2 separate regions of the Homo sapiens genome follow, and region 2 is linked to region 1. A link is a contact called in ENCODE Hi-C or POLR2A ChIA-PET data. All regions are on one chromosome and are shown on one strand. The core of a region is the stretch at or near the end of the contact, and the rest is flanking DNA. Distances in the headings are between cores, read along the strand shown. Region 1 overlaps SMG6 (SMG6 nonsense mediated mRNA decay factor). Region 2 overlaps SMG6 (SMG6 nonsense mediated mRNA decay factor).

Region 1 (6,920 bases), core at 3,306-5,805:
CTGAGGCAGGAGAATGGCGTGAACCCGAGAGGCGGAGCTTGCAGTGAGCCAAGATCACGCCACTGCACTCCAGCCTGAGCGACAGAGCGAGACTCTGTCTCAAAAAAAAAAAAAAAAAAAAAAAAAATTATTTTATGTTTTGTGTTGTCAAGATGTATGAGTTCTTTATATATTCTGGATGCTAGACCTTTATTAGATACATAATTTGCAAACATTTTCTTCCATTTTGTGGATTGTCTTTTCATTCTGCTGAGAATATCTTTCGATGCACAAGTGTTTTTTAATTTTGCTGAAGTCCAGTTTATCTTTTTTTCTTTTGTTCCTTTCACTTTCGATGTCATAGCTATGAAACCATTACCAAATCCAAGGTTTGGAAAATTTACCTCTACGTTTTCTTCTTAGAGTTTTAGACTTTTACCTCTTATATTTAGGCCTTTGATTAATTTTAGGTGAATTTTTATATATAGTATGAGGTAAAGGTCCAACTTCATTCTTTTACATGTGGTTATTACATTCTCTCAGCACCATTTGTTGAAGAGACTGCTCTTTCTTCATTGAATGGTCTTGGTTCCCTTGTAAAAAGTCACTTTATATGTGGGTTTTTTCTGAGCTCTCAGTTTTCTTCCATTGATTTATATGTCAGTCCTCATGCCAGTACCACAGCTGTGTTAGTTACTGTAGGTTTGTGGTAAGAAAAATTGGGAAATGTGAGTCCCCTAACTTCGTTTTTTTTTTTTTTTTTTGGCCATTTGAGGTCCCTTGTAATTATGTATGGATTTTAGGGTCAGCTTTTTCATTTTTGCAAAATCATTGGAATTTTGATAAGGTTGCACTGAATCTGTAGATTGCTTTGGGAAGTATTGCCATCTTCAAAATATTAAGCCTTCTAATTCATGAACACAGGGTGTCTTTTCATTTACTTCGTTCTTTAATTTCTTTTAACCCTGTGTATAATAAGTTTTGCACTTCCTTGGTTAAATGTATTCCTAAGTATGTCATTCTTTTTGATGCTTTTGCAAAAGGAATTGTTTTCTTTTTTTTCTCTGTCTTTCTCTCTATTTTTTTAGACAGGGTCTTGGCCAGGTGGGGTGTCTGACCCCTGTAATCCCAGCACTTTGGGAGGCTGAGGCAGGCGGATCACTTGAGGTCATGAGTTCCAGACCAGCCTGGCTAACTTGGTGAAACCCCATCTCTACTAAAAATATAAAAATTAGCCAGGTGTGGCAGCACACACCTGTAGTCCCAGCTACTCGGGAGGCTGAGGCGGGAGAATTGCTCAAATCCGGGAGGTGGAGTTTGCAGTGAGCTGAGATCATGCCACTGCACTCCAGCCTGGATGACAGAGCGAGACTTCGTCTCAAAAAAGAAAAAAAAAAAGAAAAGAGGGTCTCACTGCGTTGCCAAGGCTGGTCCTGAACTCCTGGCTTCAAGTGAGCCTCCTCCCTCTGCCTCCTAAAGTGCTGGGATTATAAGCCTGAGCCATTGGGCCTAGCCAGAAATTGTTTTCTTAATTTCTTTTTTTTCAGATTGCTCATTGCTAGTATATAGAAATGTAACTGAATTTCGTGTGTTGATCTTGTATGTTGCAACTGTGCTGAATTCCCTCAATGGCTTTTTGTCATTTGAATTAAATTTTCTTTTTCACAGACCTCTGACCTAGATTCGCACTTTCTTCAAGTTCTTTTCCTCTATCCCTCTTTTTTCTGTCTGTCTCATCTTAGTTGTCTGTTAGCAACATTTTCCCAACTTTTCTGCCAATTCCAATCAGTCAGTCATTCTGTCTCTTCCAATCAGTGAATCTCAGGTATTTATTGAGAACACAACACGTGTACAGTAGTGCTTTTCTAGGTGCCAGGAATGATAAAATATTGACTTGCTTTCTTCCCTGAAAAAAAAAATGTGTTGAGAAAACAAGTGAGCTGTATAGACAGTGATGCAAATTAGACTTGATAAATATGTAATTGATTGTTAGATGCACCATTATCTTCTGTTCCACTAAGAAAAATGCTGCAAATTAAAATAAGACATAACAATAGATACCGATTGTAAGTTGTATCTCTGTTTTGGAAATTTTTTCATATGAAAAAATATTTTATAGAATTAATATAATACAGTCTCAAATCAGGTGAGTAGTGTAGATAGAAATTAGTATGGATTGGAATAATAATAAAAATAGCTACCAAGTAACTGTAATGGTGTGCCAAATATTCTGTTAAACTATATGCATTATATAATTTTAATCTTTTTGGGAGCCATATGTTGTAAACATTTCCATTTTGCAAATAAGGAAACCTCTCTAGGTTAACGTGCTGTGTCATACCTAATAAATGCAAGACCGAATTCAGACTCAGGCACTGACCTTAGAACCTGCACCTCTAGCCATGCCAGGTGAATATAAGATAGGAGTTTTGAAGAATGGGTAGACGCTGGGGAGAGAGAGAAGCTAGCATTTTAAATGTATTTTGAAACAGTTATGGAAAACATTGAAAATGTACATGAAGTTGGAGAAAAAGTGAGAAAGCCTTTTGGATATTCTTTCTGCCTTTGTTTCAATGTTTTCCTTTTTCCTTCTTTCTGACCCACTTCCTTTTTCTTTACTTCTTCTTTTCCCTATTAATTGCTTATAAATAGACTTGCTGAATTTCTTGAATAATATCCATAAAATGTTCAACTCAGCTACTTATTTATTTTAAAAAATTATCAATAACAATGGCAACATCATTGATTAAGTACAGTTAAGTGTGAGACAGTGGACAACACTTTGTAAACCTGAGGATACTCCTCCATTGGGTATTATTACTCCCATTGTAATGTTGAGGATATAGGAACTCAGGAAGATTATTACATAATAATGTAATAATCTTGGAGTCTTTTGTCCAAAGTTTCCGAGTCAACTCCTGGATTAGCCAGTATTTGGACCAAGGTCTGTCTGGCTTGTAATTTCGTGATTTCATTATAGCATACTGACTCTCTGATAAGAACAGGAAATATAAAGTGAATTGAACATCATGCTTTTTCTAAGAACAAGATGTAATTTCTGTTTATATTTTAAGAGCCTGTTTATTCCTTTCTCTCCTTATGAGTACTTGGTTCTTGGAGCACCTCTGCATGTAAGATATAATACTGTGCAAGAAGAGATCTGTGATGTAATTGCAATGGCTTCTCCTGTGGATAGCATTTCTGATTTTGTTGTTGGGATTCCTCTCAGTTTGGGAGACAGGCTGGGAGAGATAGTAGGGTTTCCTGAGTCAGCTGCCTCTTGCTGGAGTTAGGACGAGAATTGGTTGACTGAATGTCTCTGGCCTCTTTCCACAGAGGAGGAAGCTTGACGCTGTCTATTACTATATGCGCAGTTTAGCTGCCAGCAACCCTATCCTGACTGCCAAGGAGAGTCTCATGAGCTTGTTTGAAGAGACCAAGCGGAAGGTGAGTGGGGATGTGGCAGAACCCTTCCTTCCTCGAATAGTGCATTTCCCTGAGTGTTGGTGTGCCCTAGCTCTGCGCACCGGCAGGATCGTAGCCAGTGAGGTTTATCCAAGGTGCAGTTATTGCTCAGTGTCTGTGTGTCCTCGGGGAATGACTCATAGTGTCCTTAAATGGTCCCATCAGACTGTGCTGGTGGGTAGTTGGTCAGCCCCTGTGCAGAACAAAACTGTGATCTTCAGGAGAGCTTTCAGGGGCCCTTGGATGTACATGTACGTGCTCTACAGCCTTCAGTCTACAGAATTAATAACTATATGAAACAAAGCAGATGACACTCTGCTACTTTGGGACTGTGGTACAGTATTTTTATTGTCAAATAAATACCGGTGAGGTGAGGCTTTTCTCTTTGTAAGCTGAGTCTCAGGAAAGTCTGAGCTCATGTGTGTTTTTTGTTTTTGAGACAGAGTTTCGCTCTTGTTGCCCAGACTGGAGTGCAGTGATGCGATCTTGGCTCACTGCAACCTCTGCCTCCCGGATTTAAGTGATTCTCATGCCTCAGCCTCCCGAGTAGCTAGGATTACAGATATGCGCCACCACACCCAGCTAATTTTGTATTTTTAGTAGAGACAGGGTTTCACTATGTTGGTCAGGCTGGTCTCAAACTCCTGACCTCAAGTGATCCGCCTGCCTCCGCATCTCTAAGTGCTGGGATTACAGGCGTGAGCCACCACACCAGGCCATGAGCTAATGTGTTTGTATGTTATATAGGCAGAACAGATGGAAAAGAAGCAACATGAGGAATTTGACCTGAGCCCTGACCAGTGGCGGAAAGGAAAGAAGTCTACTTTCCGGCATGTTGGAGATGACACCACTCGCCTGGAGATCTGGATTCATCCATCCCATCCACGGTCTTCCCAGGGCACTGAGTCTGGGAAGGATTCTGAGCAAGAGAATGGGCTGGGCAGCCTGAGTCCCAGTGATGTAAGTTCCTGAGAATGATGCAATGAGCCAAACTAGCTCAGTAAGCCTGGGTGCCCTGGTTCATACAGCTGTGAGGCACAGATACTTCCCACTGATTGCAAGGAAGACAAACCACTTGAGGCTCCCTGATGGTCTTTTCCCTTCTCATGTACGCTTCCTTTATCTTTATTATGTACTTCCCTCTCTCACCACTATGTGTCACTGCAGAATTTAGTAAAAGTAGGATTAGAATTTTTTTTTTTTTTTTTTTTTTTTTGCTGCTTTTTGTTCAGCGTCATCAACATGATGCTTTAGGATTCTATGTGGGATTTTGTACTTATCTTTTCCTCTTGGTTGACCTTATATTCCGAGAATGAACTAAAGTAGCATGGATAGGTTAGTTAGTCTGATTTGTGATGGGCTTTCTATGGGATATCCTCTTATAACTCTTGGGCGGGGACTTTTTCCTTTAAGCCAGGAGAAATGACAGTAGAAAAATCACAGGCTTGTTTAGAAGATTTCTCCTCTTCATTGACTCAGTAAGTAATTATCGACAGTGTGCCAGTCACTAAAGATAACAGTGAACAAGATCTCTTGCTGTCTCAGTGCATTCTAGTGGAGGACGCAAGAGACTTAACATTGTAATTACTTCTGTTTTTGGGGTGCACACCCAGTATATGAGAGCACATAGCCATGGGACCAAAGCAGCCATTGGTCAATTGAAGTATAAAGAACAAGTAGGAGTTAGCTTGAGAAGGAAAGGGAGGTGGTAAAGTGATTCCCAGGCAAAGGAAATAGCATATGCAAAGGGCTGAGGCTGGCTGGGGGAGAGAGAGCACGGTAGGTGGAAAACTGCAGTGGCTGGTTCGTTGCGCCTTAAGGGTAAAATTCACCCAGTGGGTGGTGTAAGCTGGGGCTAGATGTTGAAGGGTCATATGATAAATTATTTGACCTTTATCCTGAAAATAGTAGGAAGCTATTGGATGCTTTAAATAGGGGAATAACATCTGCTCTTCAGAAATAAACCCTGGCCGCTTTGTAAAATGTTTGGAGAAGAGTAAGACTAGAAATAGGAGACAAGGAGGGTGCTGCGGTAGTTCCAAGTGAGATATGAAAAAGACTTGAACCAAGAAATGGCTTTGGAGGTGGGAAGAAGTGAACAGACACAAGTCATATTATTACAGTAGAATCCAAAAGACTTGGTTGAACGTGGGGAGCTCAGGGAGAAGAAAGAGTCAAGGTCTGGTGTGGTGGCTCCCATCTGTAATCCCAGCACTTTGGGAGGCCAAGGCAGGAGGTTCGCTGGAGCCTAGGAATTCAGTACCAGCCTGGTCAACAAAACGAGGCTTCTGTCTCTGTAAAAAAATTTTCAAAATTGGCTGGGCATGGTGATGCGGGCCTCTAGTTCTAGCTACTCAGGAGTCTGAGGCAGGAGGATTGCTTGAGTCCAGGAGTTCAAGGATGTCATGAGCTATGATCCAGCGTAGGTGCCAGAGCAAGACCCTGTCTCAAAAAAGTCAAGAATGAGCCCAAGAGCGTCAAGGCTGCACCACTGCACTGCAGCCTGAGTGATGAGTGAGACTCTGCCTTCCAAAAAATAAATGAATACAATCAAAAACAGGGTCGGTCTCTGTTGCTCAGGCCAGAGTGCAGTGATGCGATCGAAATCCTGAGTTCCAGTGATTTTCCTGCCTCAGCCTCCTGAGTTGCTAGGACTACAGGCACATGCCACCACACCCAGCTAATTTTTTGTAGCGATGGAGACTTGCCCTGTTGCGCAGGCTGGTCTCAAACTCCTGGCCTCAAGCAGTCCTCCCGTGGCCTCCCAAAGATCTGGGATTACAGGCATGAGGTGTATCATGTCTGTCCCATTTTATTTCTAATTATACAAATAATAGATGAATATATTTTTGGTAAAAACTTTAAATTCTTGTAGGTAGACTACAACGTGGTAATTTGTTTTCTAAACTATTGATGAAACTATATATTTTTAGTTTGTACATCATCCTTGGGTAACTATTACCCTTAATTTTCTTTAAATTTAAATCTTTGAGTTTGAGCTTTTCATTTTAGGCTACCAGCCCTCGAAGAAATCTGCAGTTTCTGGCCTGACGCGGTGGCTTACGCCTGTAATCCCAGCACTTTAGGAGGCCGAGGCGAGCAGATCACAAGGTCAGGAGTTCGAGACCAGCCTGGCCAACATGGTGAAACCCTGTCTCTACTAAAAATGCAAAAAAATTAGCTGGGCGTGGCAGCGCACTCCTGTAATCCCAGCTACTCGGGAGGCTGAGGCAGGAGAGTTGCTTGAACCCGGGAGGCGGAGGTTGCAGTGAGCCGAGATCGTGCCACTGCACTCCAGCCTGGGCAAAGAAGCCAGACTTTGTCTCAAAAAAAAAAGAAAAAGAAATCTGCAGTTTCATAACTTTTCATTTATCTATCCAGGAAACCACACTGCCATTTTTACCTGCTTTCTTAGGCCCAAGTTAGCTTCCTATATTCTTTTTTTTCTCTCACAGTAGGTCCCAAGAGCTTAGCTT
Region 2 (6,920 bases), core at 2,029-4,528, 160 kb after region 1:
AGGCTGGAGTGCAGTGTCACCATTACGGCTCACTGCAGCCTCGAACTCCCAAGCCCAAGGGATCCTCCCACCTCAGCTTCCTAAGTAGCTGGGACCACAAGCACGTACCACCACACCCAGCTAATTATATGCACGCGTGTGTTCACGCGTATATGTGTGTGTGTGCATGTGTGCGCATGTGTGCATGTATGTTTGTGTCTGTGTGCATGTGTGTGCGTGTGTGTGTAGAAATAGGGTCTCCCCATGTTGTCAAAGCTTCTCTTGAACTCCTCAGCCTCGAGTGATCGTCCCACCATAGCCTCCCAAAGTGCTGAGATTACTGGTGTGAGTTTCCACCTTTGATGCACAAAAGTGTTTAATTTTGATAAAGTCCAGTTTGCTTTTTTTTTTTTTTTTTTGAAACTGAGCCTCACTCTGTTGCCCAGGCCAGAGTGCAGTGGCTTGATCTTGGCTCACTGCAACCTCCACCTCCCGGGTTCAAGTGATTCTTGTGCCCCGCCTTTCAAATAGCTGAGATTACAGGGGCCCACCTGGCTAGTTTTTGTATTTTTAGTAGAGATGGGGTTTCACCATGTTGGCCAGTCTGGTCTCAACTCCTGACCTCAAGTGATCTGCCTGCCTCAGCCTCCCAAAGTGCTGGGATTACAAATATGAGGCACTGTGTCTGGTCTGCTTATTTTTTTCTTTTGTTTCCTATGCTTTTGATGTCATATCCAAGAAATCATTGCCAAATCCAGTGTCATAAAGATTTTCCCTTATGCTTTCTTCTAAGAGTTTTCTAGTTTTAGCTCTTTTTAGGTCTTTGATCCATTTTGAATTTGTTTTTGTATATGGTCTTAGGTAAGGGTTCAGCTTCATTCTTTTGCATGTGAATATCCAGGTTTTTTTAAGCTCTTTTTATTGAAAAGACTATTCCTTCCATAAGATTGGAATTGGTCTTGACACCCTTGTCAAAAGTCAGTTGACCCTGTATTTGTGAGAGTTTACTTCTAGGTTTTCTGTTCTATTCTATGCCAGTACCACACCGTTTTGATTAGTATAGTTTTGCAGTAAGTTTTGAAATCCAGAAGCATGAGCCCTTTAACTTTTGTTCTTTTTCACGATTAATTTGGCTGTATGGGGTCCCTTAAGATTCCATATGATTTTTTTTTTTTTTTTTTTGAGATGGGTTCTCACTCCATCTCCCAGGCTGGAGTGCAGTGGCACAATGTCAGCTCACTGCAACCTCTGCCTCTCAGGTTCAAGCGATTCTTGTGCCTCAGCCTCCCAAGTACCTGGGATTACAGGCATGCGCCACCACACCCAGCTGATTTTTGTATTTTTAGTATAGACGGTGTTTTGCCATGTTGACCAGGCTGGTCTCCAACTCCTGACCTCAAGCAATCTGCCCGCTTTGGCCTCCCAGAGTGCTGGGACTACTGGCATGAGCCATTGCATCCAGCTAGATTCCATATGAATTTTAAGATGTTTTTATGGATCTGTGGAAAATGCCATTGGGATTTTGATAGGAACTGCATTGAATCTGTAGATTGCTTTGGTTACTGTAGTCAGCTTAACAATATTAAGTCTTCCAATTCATGAACATAGAATGTTTTTCCATTTATTGGAACTCCGTTTTTAATTATATTCAATTTTAGGAAATTTAAATTTGTTTGGCCATATTGTAGCTAATCATCATCCTATTGGCCAGCAAGCCCAAGAGAATTATCCTCAGATTTTCTTTTCTTCCTAAATCGTAGGATCGTAGTGACGTCTTCAGAGGCCTTGTAGTATCTGAATCATCATTGGTCTCAGGATGTCTGGATTGTATGGAATGCATGGTTAGAAGGGTGAATAAATAGGGGGTTTCGGTCCCTCCAGGTTATCTCTGTCTCGGAGATATGAGAGGGCTACAAGTCTTGCCACATCAGACCCTGTCTCCTTCTCTATTTTCCCTTTGGAAATGTCTGTTTTTCTCCAGAGCCAAAGAGAACCTCTTGTTTTCCAAAAAATTAGCAAAAAGTAGACTCTGCTCTGGCAGGAATGGAACTCCTTCTGCCTCTTCCTATTTCCATAGAAGAAGAGACCATAGTGCCCCAAATGAGGTGTTTTTAAAAGAAATTCCTTCTCCAAATGGAGATGCTGATTATTTTATAGCAGCGTATGTACCTTGTTCATCATTCTGATGGGGTTCTCATGGGAACAGCAACAAAAAATGCCTTTCGGTGCCAATCATGGTTGTGCTCCCAATTGCATTTTCCTTGAGGGTCAGCAGTCTAAGAGATGCCTGCACGTTAGAAACAAAAAATAAAGAATAAACGCTGTAAATAATTAATTAAACCAGGAAACCCCCTTTCAGTGTCCATTCGTTTTTCTGCCATGTAAGAAGTAATGGTAGGATGCGGAAGACCTGTGTCCTTAGTACTGTTCCGTCTCCCTGCTGCCCCTTCCCCAGCTTCTCTCTAATGACTCCCCGGGGAGATCACAGGTCTCAGAGTAAACAGGAAACCTGACTAAGTAAAATAGGGAGTCTTAGAGCCTAGAGGGTAAGAGACACAGCTCTCCAGGAAGAAGATGCCTTTGGCCTTGGACAGCCAGGAGCAGTGGGTTTGTGGGGTTTTATATAAACACTCTGTTACGACTCTCTGCGGAGGAACCCTCCAATCCACTTTAGGCCAGAAATGGAACTTTGTTCCCTGGCCTGCCCATGACTACTCTACATCAGTCTCTCCTGAAAAGAGGCTAGAATATTACTTGTGTATTCAGAATTGGACTAACCCAGTAGTTAGCCAGTTCGCTAAAACTGATTTCTCTACCTTACTGCCCTGTGGCCTGTACCCCACCCTTATTGTCACCCCTTTCTTTGTACAGAGATAACTTCTTTACTGTAGCATTTGGGATTTCCCACACTACAGTTGATCTGTCACCGCACTACCAAAATGCCTCTGCCAACCACTTGGGTGTCCTGGTGTCAGAAGTTAGAAGTGCCCCAACTGTCCCACCCAGCCTGCTCAGCTCTCCTCTCTCTCTCCTGGGTTGTTGTTCTGGAATGATATTCCTCTTGGATTCAGTGTGTGCAGTCTGATTTGGGTGGAGCCTTGAGCTGTACACAGGAGTGCTGGTAATGTCTGGCCTTCAGTGCTGCCAAAGGCAAGAAGCTGGCCTCTCAGTGTAAAGCACATAGTTGGATTGCTGGGGCAGTGTTAAATGGAGGGTGGGGTGAGCAGATAGCACTCTCTTCCTGCTCTGTTTTCAGGAAGTGATTATAAAAGCAGCTCTAAGTTTGAATGAAATCAAAAGAATGAATTGTCACCTTCCCCCAACAAAAACCAGATGAGCACAAACATATACACAAACACACTCCTCCTCTGCACTCCATCCAAGATCCACACCCTGGCTCTGCCGGGCTTCACTTCGGTGCTATTTCAGAGCAAAGAGCCTTTGTTGTGCCATCTCCATTCTCTTCCCTGGGAGAGAGCTTAGTAGTCTTATGAATGAGAGCTCGACTTCCCTTTTGGCATACTGTGGGTTTCACTTCCCTGTCCTCTCTCCTTCCAAGAAGAGTGTGGGCAGAAGTGTATAGGTGGGAGGAATAACCATTGCCAAGATTTAATTCATCAGTTAGGGATTGGGGTTTCAGAACTGGTAATAAAATTGTTTGCAGTTAATTGTCAATGAAAGGAGTTTCTGTGCCGTTAACACACTTCCATTCCTTCCTTCCAGCTGCCTCTTTCCGTCGTACTGCCTTTTTCCTGGTACCTCCATGGGGTTTAAGCCATATGGCTCTTAGGAATATCGTTTGGAGTCTCCAGAAGTGGAAGATTTGGCTGTGCAGCACACAGCACCCCTGGGTCTACTCCTCCCCTCCCCTCTCAGCAGCTGTTTGCCACTGACCGAGGTGGCGACCAAGCCTATGTGTGTGGCCAGAGTCAGTGACAAGCCTCCCACCCAGGCCTGGGGAAGCCCTTAGCCAGCGCGGTTCCTGAGGCAGCCGCCAACACGCCAGGGTTTCCTCATACCTTCAGGGCTGCGGTGGAGCAGCCAGCGTTATGCGGCAGCATTGTCTAGCGTTGCTTCACTTGACTTCTCTGTCCCCACCCTCTGTGTTTAAGGGAATCTGGCCATCATCCAGCAGGGAAGAAGCTGGCATTTACAGAGAGTGGCTTTCTGCCACCCCTCATGTGGTAGGAGCCAGGACCACCTCCATCTCTGCTTCCTACCCATGTGGCAAAGAGGAAGGGGCCCCTCTGTGCTCAGTCTCCTGTTGTGGAGTTTCGAGTTGCCTAAGATGAGAATAAGGCTGTCTGCCAGGTTATCTGCCCAGATAAACATTTATTGTTTACAGGGACATGTTTCAGCTGCTCTGGCACCTCCCACTGGTGAGATCCTCTAGTATCTTGAGGTTTTAAGCCAGTATATGGGGCCGACGTCCAGACACAGAACTACTGGAGCTGGAGAGGCTAAGTGGCTCGCGGCTTCTAACTTAGCTTCGCCATTGCCCCCCGCCCCGCTTCCCACTGCCAGAGCTAGATTTACATCTCTTGTTCTTAGTTCTGCCTCCTGGATATTGAAGCTGCATCTACATTTTAAACCTTTCTAGCCTTTAGAATTTGGGGATTTATATGCGATCCAGTGTTAGGACACAGCAAGCTGAAGACTTCTTTTACATGGCAAAACCAGCCCTCTGACACTGTGTTTTCCTTAATAGCTAATGAGACAGCTGTTTAGTGACGGCAACAGGGATTGATGCAGATTTTCTTTTTTTAATCTGACTAGGTCCACTGCTTCCAGATATTGTCTTTTTATTTTTTTAGTGATGTGATTGATTTTCCAACATTTTATTATACAGCAAAGTTGAACATTCTCCAGTGAGCTCACTTATACCCAGTACCTACATGCTGTGATTCTCATTTTACTGTATTTGTCTTATCATGTTATCTGTTTATTTCTCTCTCTCCCTCTCTTCCCCCATCTATCCACCCATCCATCCATTTTTTCTTCTTTTAAATAATTTTTTTAATGCCTATAATCCTAGCACTTTGGGAGGCCAAGGCGGGCAGATTGCTTGCAGCCAGGAGTTCGAGACCATCCTGGCCAACATGGTGAAACCCCGTCTCTACTAAAAATACAAAAATGAGCTGGATGTGGTGACGGGCACCTATAATCCCAGCTATTCAGGAAGCTGAAGCATGAGAATTGCTTGAACCCAGGAGGGCAGAGGTTGCAATGAGCTGAGATTGCGCCATGCACTCCAGCCTGGGCGACAGAGTGAGACTATCTCAAAAGAAAAGAAAAGAAAAGACCAGCCTGGGCAACATGGCGAAACCCCATCTCCACAAAAAATACAAAAATTAGCCAAATGTAGTGGCTAGCACCTGTTGACCCAGCTACTCGGGAGAGCTGCTTTAGTAGCCCAGGAGGTCAAGGCTGTAGTGAGCCCAAAATCATGCTACTGTACTCCAGCCTGGGTGATACTCTCTCTCTCTCTACACACACACACACACACACACACACACACACACACACACACACACACACACACACACAGACAGACATGTACATATATACATATATGTGTGTGTGTGTATATATAAATAATCATATAATTATATTATAATCCCTTATCTCCACCTCTGTCCCCAGAGGCAAGCTCTGTTCTGATTTTTTCCACCAAGATTAGATTTGCCTATTTTAGAACCCCATATAAATGGAATCACACAATAAGTACATGCTCTTGAGAAAGGCTTTTTTCATTTAGCTTAATCTTTTTGAGATTCCTCTGTGTTGTTACATATATTAGTATATATTAGTAGCTCACTCCTTTTTATTGCTGAGTAGTATTCCATTTTATGAATATGTCACAGTTTATCTGGTTGACAGTGAATCTGTTTCTAGTTTTTAGCTGTTATGAATAAAGTTGCTGTGAATAGTTGTACACAAATCTGTTTTTGGACATGTGTTTTCACTTGAGTAAATGCCTAGGATTAGAATTGCTGAGTCAGAGATTAGATGTGCATTTTTTATTAGAGATCCCCTGGACCAAGCTTGTCCAACCCGTGGCCCACAGGCTGCACGCAGCCCAGGATGCTTTGAATGCAGCCCAACACAAATTCGTAAACTTTCTTAAAACATTATGAGCTTTTTTGCCCCCCGCTTTTTTTTAAGCTCATCATCTATAGTTGGTGCTATTATATTTTACGCGTGGCCCAAGGCATTTCTTCCATCGTGGCCCAGGATACCCCTGCCCTACAGCTTTTTCCAAAGATGATTTTGTTAGACTCCAACAATTATGACACTTCCCATTGCTTCACATCCTCTTTCTGGTAGGTGTGTGGTGACTGGTGATATATCATTTTTGGCTTTAATTTGTATCTCCCTGATGACTAATGAAGTTGTATGCTTTTTGTTTTTTCAGACAGGGTCTTGCTCTATCACCCAAGCCAAAGAGCAGTGGCACAATCACAGCTCACTGCAGACTTGACCTCCTGGGTTCGGGCAATCCTCCTGCCTCAGCCTCTCAAGTAGCTGAGACTACAGGTGTGTGCCACCACATTGGGCTCATTTTATTACAATTTTTTGTAGAGACAAGGTATTGCTATGTTGTCTATGCTGGTCTCCAGCTTCTGGGCTCAAGCAGTCCTCCTGCCTCACTCGTCCAAAGTGCTAGGCGTGAGCCCCCATGCCCAGCTGAAGTTGTATACTTTTTCATATGCTTACTGACTTTTTTGCCTATCTTCCTTATGAAGGATCTTTTCACATCTTCCTCCCATTTTCTTGAGTTATTTTCTTGTTGAGTTCCTTATGTATTCTGGATGTAAGTAATTTGTCAGATACATGTTTTGTGAATATTTTCACAAAGCCTGTGTCTTACCTATTCATTTTCTTAATATCTTTTGATAAGCAAAAGGTTTTAATTTTCATGAAATCAATTTATCCTGCTT

What was found. A loop is a pair of places that touch in the nucleus more often than their neighbours do. ChIA-PET counts read pairs that join two places held with the same protein, here RNA polymerase II (POLR2A). Pooled maps may share reads with other maps.
Region 2: a pooled map shows a loop between it and region 1 (2.3-fold over the local background). The contact joins two enhancer-like sites. A Hi-C loop is called at or near these places in 2 of 50 pooled maps. POLR2A ChIA-PET finds 5 or more read pairs at or near these places in 4 of 52 experiments (CD4-positive, alpha-beta memory T cell, CD8-positive, alpha-beta memory T cell, WTC11 and 1 more).

Annotation. Positions count from the first base shown.
Region 1 is chr17:2,280,131-2,287,050 of GRCh38, reverse strand. It overlaps SMG6 (SMG6 nonsense mediated mRNA decay factor), which reads left to right. Exons shown (of 19, transcript NM_017575.5): 7 at 3,316-3,426; 8 at 4,192-4,404. Among named protein-coding and RNA genes, the nearest start is that of SMG6, 20 kb to the left of the region's middle. Within about 2 kb of position 4,555, at least 2 of the 41 ENCODE cell types and tissues checked have a DNase peak (open chromatin) inside an H3K27ac peak, as active enhancers do.
Region 2 is chr17:2,120,194-2,127,113 of GRCh38, reverse strand. All of the region lies in intron 13 of SMG6 (SMG6 nonsense mediated mRNA decay factor), which reads left to right. Among named protein-coding and RNA genes, the nearest start is that of SMG6-AS1, 34 kb to the right of the region's middle. RefSeq lists enhancers at 3,161-3,210, 4,416-4,475. Within about 2 kb of position 3,278, at least 31 of the 41 ENCODE cell types and tissues checked have a DNase peak (open chromatin) inside an H3K27ac peak, as active enhancers do.